Regions from separate parts of the Homo sapiens genome. Here region 1 is linked to region 2. Evidence: chromatin loops called from intact Hi-C (ENCODE). Cell type or tissue: stomach. All regions are shown on one strand. Each heading gives the region's core, and the rest is flanking DNA. Links, peaks and the distances in the headings are about the cores only. Region 1 has its middle 3.4 kb from the start of LINC00974. Region 2 has its middle 12 kb from the start of KRT17.

Region 1 (5,368 bases), core at 308-5,307, 78 kb before region 2:
CTCTGTATTCTTTTGGGGCTCAATAATTGCTCAAGGCCATAGAGAACAGGAAACAGAGCACCAGCTTTGGAGCCAGGCCAAACTGGAATTATATCTTTGCTTGATCATTTACAAGCTATGTGACCTTGGACAAGTTACTTAACCTCTCTAACTTAGAATTTCCTCATCTATAAAATGGGCTTCATAATCCCAGTGTCCTTGGATCAGACTTCCTAGATTCAGTTCCTGTCTCCACTGCTTAGGAGCTGTGTGACCTTTTCAGCAAGTCATTTAATCTCGCTAAAAATGTTTCCTCATGTGTAAAATGAAAACAAGGACAGCATCATGAGATTGCTGTGAAGATTAGATACAGGGTTTATTCCCTTATCTTATATAAAATGCTTAGCGAAGTGCCTGGAACATTATTAAGTGCGCAATCAGTGTTAGTCCTTGCTCCTTCCTTGTGGACAATTGTTCTTACACTTAGTCGCCCAGCTCCTTTGTAAAGGAATTCTCCCTCTAGTGTCTGTGCCTCCTGGCTATAGAAGCCAGAAATTAGCCTTCCAGCCTCCCTTGCAGCTGGAGCACAGACACATGATCAGTCACACACATCACAGAAGCCTGTAAGCTGGGAGCTAATGTCCTAAAAAAGGAGGCACCTGGTGGAATCCATGCTGGAAGGAATAACTGCAGACCTCCAGTTTCTAGAAGCAGCAGCGCCACAAGTTTGGTGATAGCGCCAAGTGGAATGGGCTACTGAATCTGCACCTGCAGATAGTGGCAAGGGTGGGCTTGCTCCGGGCTGTGCTGCCTTCAAACCTGTTCCCTGCGAGTTCTTCCTGGAGAGTCTATGGCTTACCTAACATCCTTTAACAAACTGGCTTCAGAGTGTGGCTTCTGATCTTTGCAGGCAAAAACCCTGATGGCTACAGAATTTAGTAACAAGTGTGATTACTGGCATGAGACTTCTAAAAGATCTCCGTTTGGGTGTCCAAAAGACAATGTAAATTTAGCATGTCTGAAACTGACTCCCCATCTTTCATACCAGCCAACTTCCATCCCACAACTCCTATCATCCAGTTGCTCAGACAAAAGACTCAGAGACCTCCTTGACTTCTTTCTTTTACAATATGCAGTCCTTCAAGAACTCCTGGCAGTGCTTTCTTCAGATGATGCTCAGAATCCAGCCACCTCTGACCGTCTTCACTCTGAGTGCCAGGGGCTCTTCACCTCCCTGCACACTGGGCTCTCTGTTTCTGCTCCTAGCCTCGCAGCCTCTCATCAAGTGGCCTGTCACTCCTCTGCTCAAGGCACTGTGTGTTAGGATGATCATCAGCACTAGCTGCTGTGCCTGGAGTGGTCCCCACACACGCTTGACTGCCTCCCTCACTCCGTCAAGTTGATACAGAAGGGCTGGGCTCCTGGCTAAACCCTACCCTTAAGCCTGGAACCTCGGCCCTAAAGGACCCCATTTTCCCCAAAAATGTTACCTTTTTGGCCTGCCTGCCCACATGCTGTGCCCATAAAAGACTTCAGCTGGCAGAGCAACACAAGCGGCTGAGCACTGAGGATATAAGCAGCTGAGCGGCGAGCAGAAAAGCAACTGAGCATCGGAGACTGTGGATAGATCTGGCTAACTTCAGATGGTGCAGCTTTGGAGAGGGGCCCTGCCGGAGACGGTGGGGCTTCAGGGAAAGATCACCATCCCATCACCTTTCCATCCTCCCTTTCCACTGAGAGCCACCCAACACCCAGTAAAGTATTTTGCATTCGTCACCTTTCAAACAGTTTATGTGACCTGATTCTTCTTCCTGGACGCCAGACAAGAACCTGGGTGCCAAGAAGGCAGGGGCTGCCACCCTGAACCTCCATTGAACTGGTTGGTATTTGGCCATCCCCTGACAGCACAGCTGAAAGAATAGGGACGCTGCTGCAGGGCCCGAACAGAGCCTGCTCCTGCCAGAGAGGAGCAACCGGCTGGTTCCAGCGTTCATTTGCTCCGGTTCCCACACTTGCTCACACACTCACTCCCACAAGGAGTGGCCAGCAACAGGCTGAGTGAAACAAAGTGCTCCTTAGCTGGGCGTGATGGTGTGTGCCTGTAATCCCAACATAAGAAACCCCATCTCTACTAAAAATACAAAATTAGACGGGCTTGGTGGCCCGTGCCTGTAATCCCAGCGACTCGGGAGGCTGAGGCAGGAGAATCACTTGAACCCGGGAGACGGAGGTTGCAGTGACCTGAAATCTCACCACTGCACTCCAGCCTGGGCAACAGGGCGAGACTCAGTCTCAAAAAAAAACAAAACAAAAACAAAAAACAAAGTGCTCCAGTTCCCGCCCATGAAGGGCGTCAGGGCAACTATTCCATCGCAAAGTCATTGCTTATGTTTTACCTTCTCAGTGAACCCAACCTTGGCCATCCTATTTAACATTGCTCTCCTCCCCACCCTGCCATAGCACTCCAATCTCCCTTGATATTCCCTACTTCTTTGCGCACTTACCACCTTCAAGTATAGTATTATTTATTTCTTTATTACATTTGTTGCTCTTGCCCAACCCTTACCTATAATGCAAGCTCTATAGAGGCAGAAATCTTTGTCTCTTTTGTTCATTGATATATCCCAAGCACCTAGGACAGTGCCTGGCATAAAAGGAGCTTGATACATATTTATCCAGTGAAGTTTGTTGAATGAATGACATGAGAATCACTTTGGTTATCTGGCCTAGATGGGCCAGTGAAAATCTGGCTATGATTAAAATGAGCTTCTAGAAGCCCACAGCATGTGAATTAAATTGGAGTGGGCTTGTTTCTTTTAACTGTACTGAAGAGCTTAGAGAAGGAGTAATACACTTGAAGTTCTAAGTTCCTGATTCTGTAGACAGTCAGAGGACCAGGGACTGTCCACAATTATTCTTTAAAAATATCTCATTTCTTGTAGCTACAATGCTGAAGTAGTTAATAAACTCAAAATTGACTTCTCCAAGTTGAAATCACAACCTTGCCAAGTCTCTTATATAAAAGTTAGAGCACTGATCAGGAAAGAGGGACACCCACAGAATTGGAACAGGAAGGTATTAGAGAATTTAATAGACTCCAAACTCCAAATTATCTTCACACTCTACCCTACCACCCTTCATTGCTTTCAGAATTATAAATAAGCCAGATGCCAGCATACCTGGGGGAAGAGGCCAATTACAAAGACAAAGCTTAGAGAAAAAGATTTACACACCAGGAGAATTTCAAGCTGCTGCTAACCTGTATGAGCAGAAATGTGAAGACTGGGATTGGGAATGAATTTTTGAACCAGCTCAGTTAATGTGCAAGCATTCACCAGAGACTGGAAGTTCAGCTACTAGCTTAAATATCTGGAAGTGGATCAGAATGGTTGCTCAGTTGGATGACAGAAACTGAACTCAATAAAGGCTTATTTGAAATAAAGTTATTTCTAGAAAATCCTTTTTGTAATAAAGAAAAAGGAATCTGACTGCCTAGGGAGACAGGAATGTTGGGGTAGAATTATTGCGTGGAATCCATTCACTCATTCACCAACTGTGAGAGCCCAGAAGACACTGTGCAGACTCTGGCTTTTAAGAAATACGTGGATCGGGGGAACACAGCATCTTTGAAAAACACAGTTAACAGTTGTTCTCTGAGGATGTGGATGAAATATGCTGCAGTTGAATTAGGCCTCCTGATTTGAATGGAGATGACATCTCAGGTACAACACGGCAAAGGTGAAGAGCTGGACTAGGATAAAATCTGTAGGAGTCTGTGATGGTGGGTCTCTAGGACAAAAATACATGAGCAGACCACCAGTCAGGGTTCAGTTTTTTGGTTTTTGGTTTTTGGTTTTTGGTTTTTTGTTTTTGTTTTTTTTTTTGAGATGGAGTCTCACTCTGTCGCCCAGACTGGAGTGCAGGGGTGCAATCTCAGCTCACTGCAACCTCCGCGTCCCAGGTTCAAGCGATTCTCCTGCCTCAGCCTCCCGAGTAGCTGGGATTACAGGCACCCACCACCATGCCCAGCTAATTTTTGAATTTTTAGTAGAGATGGGGTTTCACCATGTTGACCAGCCTGGTCTCAAACTCCTGACCTCAGGTAATCTGCCCGCCTTGGCCTCCTAAAGTGTGGGAATCATGGACATGAGCCACCGTGCCCGGCTAGGGTTCAGCTTTAAGTAACAGAAACCAATCTCACTTTCTTAACAGAAATAAATTTAATACAAGGCATTAGGTGCTTGCAAAATCATTAGAAGGCTGAAGAAACAGACTCTATATTGGGCTTCTGGGCATGGCTTCCATATTAACACCACAGAAGTGGACCCCAAGGGAACTCTTGGTCTGCCACAATCAGAAAACTTGGGAATCAGGAAGCCACTACCAGACATGTTGGCCCCAGGACCATACAGTATACCTGGCAGACCTACACAAAGAAAAAGCATTTAACTTTTCCCCCTCTACTTCTCTCTCCACTCAACTCATGACTCACAGAGTGCATCTGATTGGAAAAACCTAAGCTATGGCTGTAGGGGAATCTGGAAAAGGGTAGATTTTAGATTACCAGCCTCTTGAGTATAGGAAAGCTCATCAGAAGGATGTTGAAACAGATAGGAGTGAGTCAGTCTTCCATATCTGCCACATTCACTACCCCGCCCCCACAAAAGAAAACTTTAGGTCAGTAAGAGACCTGTCTTGAGCCCCATGATTCCAATTCCAAAATCGGAATTGGCTCATAGACCCAGAGAACTCTGAATGAAGGGGAGGCTTTGAGGAAGGGCCCTGCAGTAACATCACAAGCATGCACTATACGTCCACTGAGAGCCACCCTATGCTCAATAAAATCTTCTGCATTCATCACCTTTCAAACAGTTCATGTGACCTGATTCTTCCTGGACACCAGACAAGAACCTGGGTGTCCAGAAGGCAGGGGTTGCCACCCTGACCTTCCCATAGGAATCTGTGGGTATTTACAAGAATAGCTGACTCCTGAGGGAAGGAAAATACCCAGGCCTTTAGGGATGATTGGACGCTGGCTCCAAACCAATTCTAATCTCTGAAAATGCAGAGCAATACTGTGGTTCCCCAGTTAGAATGGAAGCTCATGTGAGTGTAGGTTGTATCTGTCATCTTGTCACTATTCTTTTCCAGGGAGATCTAAAAACTACATTTACCAGCCTCCCTTGCCACTAAGATGAGCTGAGCAATTTAGGTTCTACTAGTCAGACGCACCCATGTGGACTTGGTTTAGAAGGGAAGTAGGTGAGGAAATGAGGTTCACCTGGGACATCCAGCTTACTGGTATGGACAGCAGAAGCAGCGTGGCTCTGCAACTCCAGCTGAGTCCAGAATTAGTGCAGAATGGACTCAGAAGGCTCCAATCTGACTT
Region 2 (5,368 bases), core at 154-5,153:
TGTGTGTGTATCGATCGGTGGGCATGCGCCTGTGTGTGAATCTGGGAGTGTGAGGTGTGAGTGGGGCGCGTGGCGTTTGGGGTAGTGTGTGATGTGTATGGTGTGTGGTGTTTGTGTGTGTGTACGTGTGTGCTGTGTGTGGTGTGTGTGTGGTGTTTCTGTGTGTGTATGTGTGTGATGTGTGTGGGGTGTGTGTGGTGTTTGTGTGTGTACGTGTGTGGTGTGTGTGTGGTGTTTGTGTGTATGTGTGTGATGGTGTGTGTGGTGTGTGTGGTGTTTGTGTGTGTGTATGTGTGTGTGTGGTTGTGTGTGGTGTTTGTGTGTATGTGTGTGCTGTGTGTGTGGTCAGTAAGGTTCTGCATGGTCTTTTCACCGCCCCCGCAGCAGGGCATCCGCCACGTCAACGCTGGAGCCAAAGCCCCCACCCAGGTTACAGGTGTAGCCACCGCTGTAGCCTCCCCCAAGTCCCACCAAGAAGCAGGAGGAGGTGACCGACATGTTGCCACAGCTGCTGACTCCCAGGAGGCTGGCGAAAGGCACCCCCAACACTGACAGATGACATCCAGGAGAAACCCCCGCCAGGTGTCCACAGGCCCTTGACAGAGCCAGAGGTGGAGAACTGGCAGATGCTGGTAGTGGTGACAACCAGGGTGTCCATGGGTCGGGTGAAGAGTCTGGTCTGGATGGAGACCCTGGGTAGCCCGTTACAGCCGGGCTGAAGTGGGGCTGGGACCCTGGCCCTTGAAGTTCAGGCCAAAACCCCAGGAGTGTATTTTGCCTCCTCCCACCCACCCAGGGCCTGGGGCTCAGGCTGGACATATTGAGAGCCTCCCCAAGGACCCCTCCATAGCAAGAGCCCAGCCTGAGCACCAGGGCCTCAGCGGTCTGTTCAGACACAAAGGTGGTGGCCAGGCACGGTGGCTCACGCCTGTAATCCCAGCACTTTGAGAGGCAGAGGCAGGTGAACCACCTGAGGTCAGGAGTTTGAGACCAGACTGGCCAACATAGCAAAACCCCATCTCTACTAAAAATACAAAAATTAGCTGGGCGTGGTGTCACGAACCTGTAATCCCAGCTACTCAGGAGGCTGAGGCAGGAGAATAGCTTGAACCTGGGAGGTGGAGGTTGCAGTGAGCCGAGATCACACCATTGCACTCCAGCCTGGGCAACAAGAGTAAAAATCTGTCTCAAAAAAGAAAGAAAGAAACAAAGGTGGTGCTGGTCTGTAGCCCTGGGGTAGGGTGACCCTCCATCCTCAGCCACAGTTAGGAGGCTGAGCTTATTCTTGTGGGGAGCCCGGAGAACCCAGCCCTGGGAGCCAGCACGGGCACAGGACAAGGCTGCACAGGCCAGGAGCCGGAGGCTGGCCTGGCCCCTCACCCAGCATTCCAGGGCCCTGGGGTAAGGGTGGAGAGATCGGGGCCTGACATCATTGCCCAGGTACAACGTGGCCCTGGTGGAGACTCCCAGTCAGAGGAGGCAGAATTAGCCTCTGACCTGTGGGAGCCCCACTCTCTTGGGATTCTTCCAAGTCCGCGGGGAGATACAGCCCACAGGTTCAAGGATCCCTGTGTCTGAGGGAAATAGACGTGGCCGCTGAACTGAGGGAGCTTTGGATCCAAGCCTTTCAGGAAGTCAGTTCTAGAGCCTCCGTTCCCTCGTTTGTAAAAGGGGGACCAAGTCTTGTCTCCCAAAGTCTTTGAGGGAATCTGGAGAGATAATGACGTCAGTAAGGCTCTAACAAAACAGGAAGCAGAGGTGGGGCTGGGAGCAGGGGTCTGAGGCCAAAGGGTTAGGGCAGCCTCCCTCCTCACCCGAACCTGAGCAATGTCAGTCCAGAGCAGTCCCGGAGGAGGGGAGGGCAGCCCAGGAAGGCCACAGAGGAGCAGGATCTGTGCAGGAGCCAGCGTCATGCCCCGAGGAACGGCCCCTGCAAAAGAGCAGCATGATCCGCAGGCTGGTGGCTGGCACCGCTCCACCCAACAAGGAGATTAGTATCCTAATCTCCGCGGCACTAATGATTTAGGTGCTGCCAGGACACCGGCGTCTGCACCAGGCCTGTCTGAATGTGGAGCTTCCCAGGGCAGCCAGGGCCCGCGGAACAGGAGAGGGGAGAGAAGTGCATGGGTGGCCTGGGCTCTCTGCCCGCATACGGGGACAGGGAGGGAGTTGGGTTTTCCATGTGGCCCAGAGCTCCCAGATGAGACCACACTGCTGGAAAGACTTCCTGCTCAGATAGTGGGTGGTCTCTCACGGAAAGTGCCAGCTGGGGACTGTGCCAGCTGGGAATGGCAGGAGCTATCTGGAAGAGAGCGGTTGAGCCCTGATTTTACTGCTCCCGCCCAGCCTGTGAAGGTGCTGGGCGGGGATGGGGGGAGGTTCAAAACCAAGGCTAGAGAGCAAGGTCAGACCACCATGAGCACGAGGTTAGACATCTGGAAGGACTTCCTGGCAATCCAGGACTGTCTTCGGGGAGGAGAGAGACCCAGTAAAACCCGTGCTCACCTGAGCCGCCAGAGTCAAGACTGCACCAGCAGGCACTCACACACGAAGAGACACGAAACCAAGACCCTCCCCATCCCCATCCTCTCCTAACAACCCCTCCCTTCCCAGGCCCCATCCTCCCCTAGGCCAGCTGGGCTACCCAGGTGGGCCTCACTCTGGGCTCACAAAAGGGACTGCCCCGCCTTCCAGCAGCAAATGTGGGGCAAAGCCAGGGCCCTAGGGAGGGGGCCAGGTCGTGGGGTGCCACCACCCCTCTGCCTCCCCGTAGAGCCCACACCGCCAGTGCTCACCCTGCCTGGGAACCCCACTTCCAGAGTACCCAGACCTTAGTCTTGAGGCCCAATTTGAAGGAGCAGAGAGTTTATTACTCTTCTTTCTGCCTCTAAAATCACCAAGGCCTCCAACCCCCAATACCACCATTTAGCCCCCACAAGCTTCCTCACCCCTGACAGGCTTTGGGCCGCGAGCCTGCTCCTCTTCCTCTCTGGGCCTCAGTTTCCCCACGCCACTGACCCCCCCCCCAGGCCCCTTTGCTACTGCTCGTTAGAGGCTCTACTGCCTGTGAATCCCCCTCTAGCCCCCAACCCAGAGAAGCCTCACATGCTGAGGACAGGCCGGGCCAGCTGGGCCAGCCGGGCAGGAGGGCACAGCTCAGATCTCAGCAGAGATAGAAGTGGGACCCCAGGAAGGCCTCCCTGGCCCTCCAGAGCGTGGGGCCACTCCCTGGCCAGGGCTAGGAAAATGCAAACATTCCTCCTGAGACCCTCACAACAGTGCCTTGAGGACACCAAGACACAGGGTGCTTGAGCAGCGGGCAGTCGGGCAACCCAATGTTGGCATCAGAGCCGGGCCTGAAGCCAGGGCCTCGGCAGCTCCCACTCTCCCAGCCAGGGAGGAAGGCTTGACAGGGGCCGGCTGGAGGGCCACACAGAGGTCCTCTGGGCTGTGGCACATCCTGTCTGGGCCTGTCCTCCACCCCCAGCAGGGAGAGATCCCTGGCACCCGCAAGGGGCAGCCCAGGCCTGCAGCCCCGGCAGCGGCAGCAGCTTGGCCCCCATGGAAGACAAAGGGGTAAAGAAGGAGAGGTCCAATGGCTCTTCCAGCCCCAGAGGCTGCTGGAGCCCAGCGCAGGTGGGAGAGGGGGAGGCCCAGGGAGGTGGCTGGGAGAACTTGAAGCTTCCCCCAGTGCCCTGGGTGCCAGCCCCACCTTGACTCCCCCTCAGTCTCCTCTGCAGAGAGTGCAGAAAAGCCAGCATGCTGGAGAGCGCAGCACAGACAGGACCTGCCTGGAATTTGAGCAGAGCTAGGGTTTGGGGACAGTGTCCCCTAATATCACCCCTACTATGTTGTGGGGAGGCAGAGGGCGTAGAATGATCTGGGGCCCTATGGAAAGGAGATGTTCAATAGATGCATTTTTTTTTACTTTAAATAGAGATGGGGTCTCACTATATTACCCAGGCTGGTCTCAGGCTCCTGGGCTCAAGCAGTCCTCCTGCCTCTGCCTCCCAAAGTGCTGGGATTATAGGAGTGAGTCACCACGCCCAGCCAATAGATGCATATTGATATTGACAAGGTTGACAAGGTCTGGACAGGATCAGTGGCTCACACCTGTAATCCCAACACTTTGGGAGGCCGAGGCAGGCAGATCACTTGAGGTCAGGAATTTGAGACCAGCCTGGCCAACATGGTGAAACCCCGACTCTACTGAAAATACAAAAATAAGCCAGGCGTGGTAGTACCTGTAATCCCAGGTAGTCAGGAGGCTGAGGCAGGAGAATCGCTTGAACCCGGGAGGTGGAGGTTGCAGTGAGCTGAGATCGTCCCACAGCCCTCCAGCCTGGGCAACAGAGCGAGGCTCCATCTCAAAAAAACAAAAGAAAAAACAAAAAGACAAGGTCATGCCCCGTCTGCCCAGCTGGCCTTGGCTCCTACGAGCCCCCGCAAGGATTAACTGTCAACCCTTAGGATGGTGCCCACCCCATACCCCACACCCCTGCCCAGAACCAGCGCGGGCTGTATGCAGCAGGTGCTCTGTGAGTGCTTGCTGAATTGTTAGGGTCATGGAGCCTGAGCAGTGACTGGGGAGGAGACAAGGTCCCAGGAAAGGGACATGGCCACCTACCCTTCCCCTCAAGGAAAAGGGTCAGTATCAGGTGGTCAGGGAAAGTGAGAGGCCCTGGAGCCCAGAACGGGCTCCCAGCTGAGACCTTGGCTTCGCTGATGAGGAGAGAACCCCAGAGACCCTCATTCCACCCCTAGTCCCCTGTCACTAAGACCCACTGGGGTCCTTTCCATTCACCCCTCAGACACAGAGCCCCTGTCACCTGCAGGGCCCTTGGAGGTCACAGATCTCCTGCCCCTCGCTCACCCCCAGGCACTCCCACCCCTGGCCCAGCATCGCCTGAGAAGTGCACCCTCACCCAGCCACACCTGCCGCCTCCACAGGTGGAATCCTGCTTCCTCTATTCTGTTTCCTGCCTCTATCCTGAGGCCCCAGGCGGCCCCACCCAGATCCTCCCACCCTCCACCTTCCCAGGGCCCTGGGAGATTCGGAACATTGCTGGGTGCCCTGAGCCTCTGCCCCAGTTTGAAGAGACAGAGGTAAGGGGATCCCCCAGCACCCCCTGTATACCCAGGGCTTGGCCAGGGGCTCCCCTACCCAGGGGTAAGTGGACCCAGCCTTTCTTCCCCTCTGCACCCCTCACTCACCTCTGACTGGTTTCCAGGAACTGTCAGCCTGTGGCGGATCCAAGACGTAGGATACGGACACCCAGGAACACCCCACCCTTCCAGGCAGCACATCAGCTGTCCAGGGGCCCTTCCCAAAAGAGGGCCTAGAGGACTGAATGCCTCGGATGAGGCC

The links. A loop is a pair of places that touch in the nucleus more often than their neighbours do. Peaks named below come from ENCODE experiments on the same cell type or tissue, not always from the same donor. Only the 100,000 strongest peaks of a DNase experiment are listed, where the experiment ranks them.
Region 1: a loop joins it to region 2, with 3 times the contacts of the local background. A loop is called at or near these places in 92 of 110 quality-filtered maps.

Annotation. Positions count from the first base shown.
Region 1 is chr17:41,555,191-41,560,558 of GRCh38, forward strand. No RefSeq gene overlaps it. Among named protein-coding and RNA genes, the nearest start is that of LINC00974, 3.4 kb to the left of the region's middle. In stomach, for the core only: no CTCF peak of the experiment used is centred there; no DNase peak of the experiment used is centred there; H3K27me3 peaks cover 3,017 bases.
Region 2 is chr17:41,633,473-41,638,840 of GRCh38, forward strand. It overlaps the pseudogene KRT42P. Among named protein-coding and RNA genes, the nearest start is that of KRT17, 12 kb to the left of the region's middle. In stomach, for the core only: no CTCF peak of the experiment used is centred there; a DNase peak (open chromatin) is centred at 2,139; H3K4me3 peaks cover 813 bases; H3K27ac peaks cover 1,671 bases; H3K27me3 peaks cover 711 bases.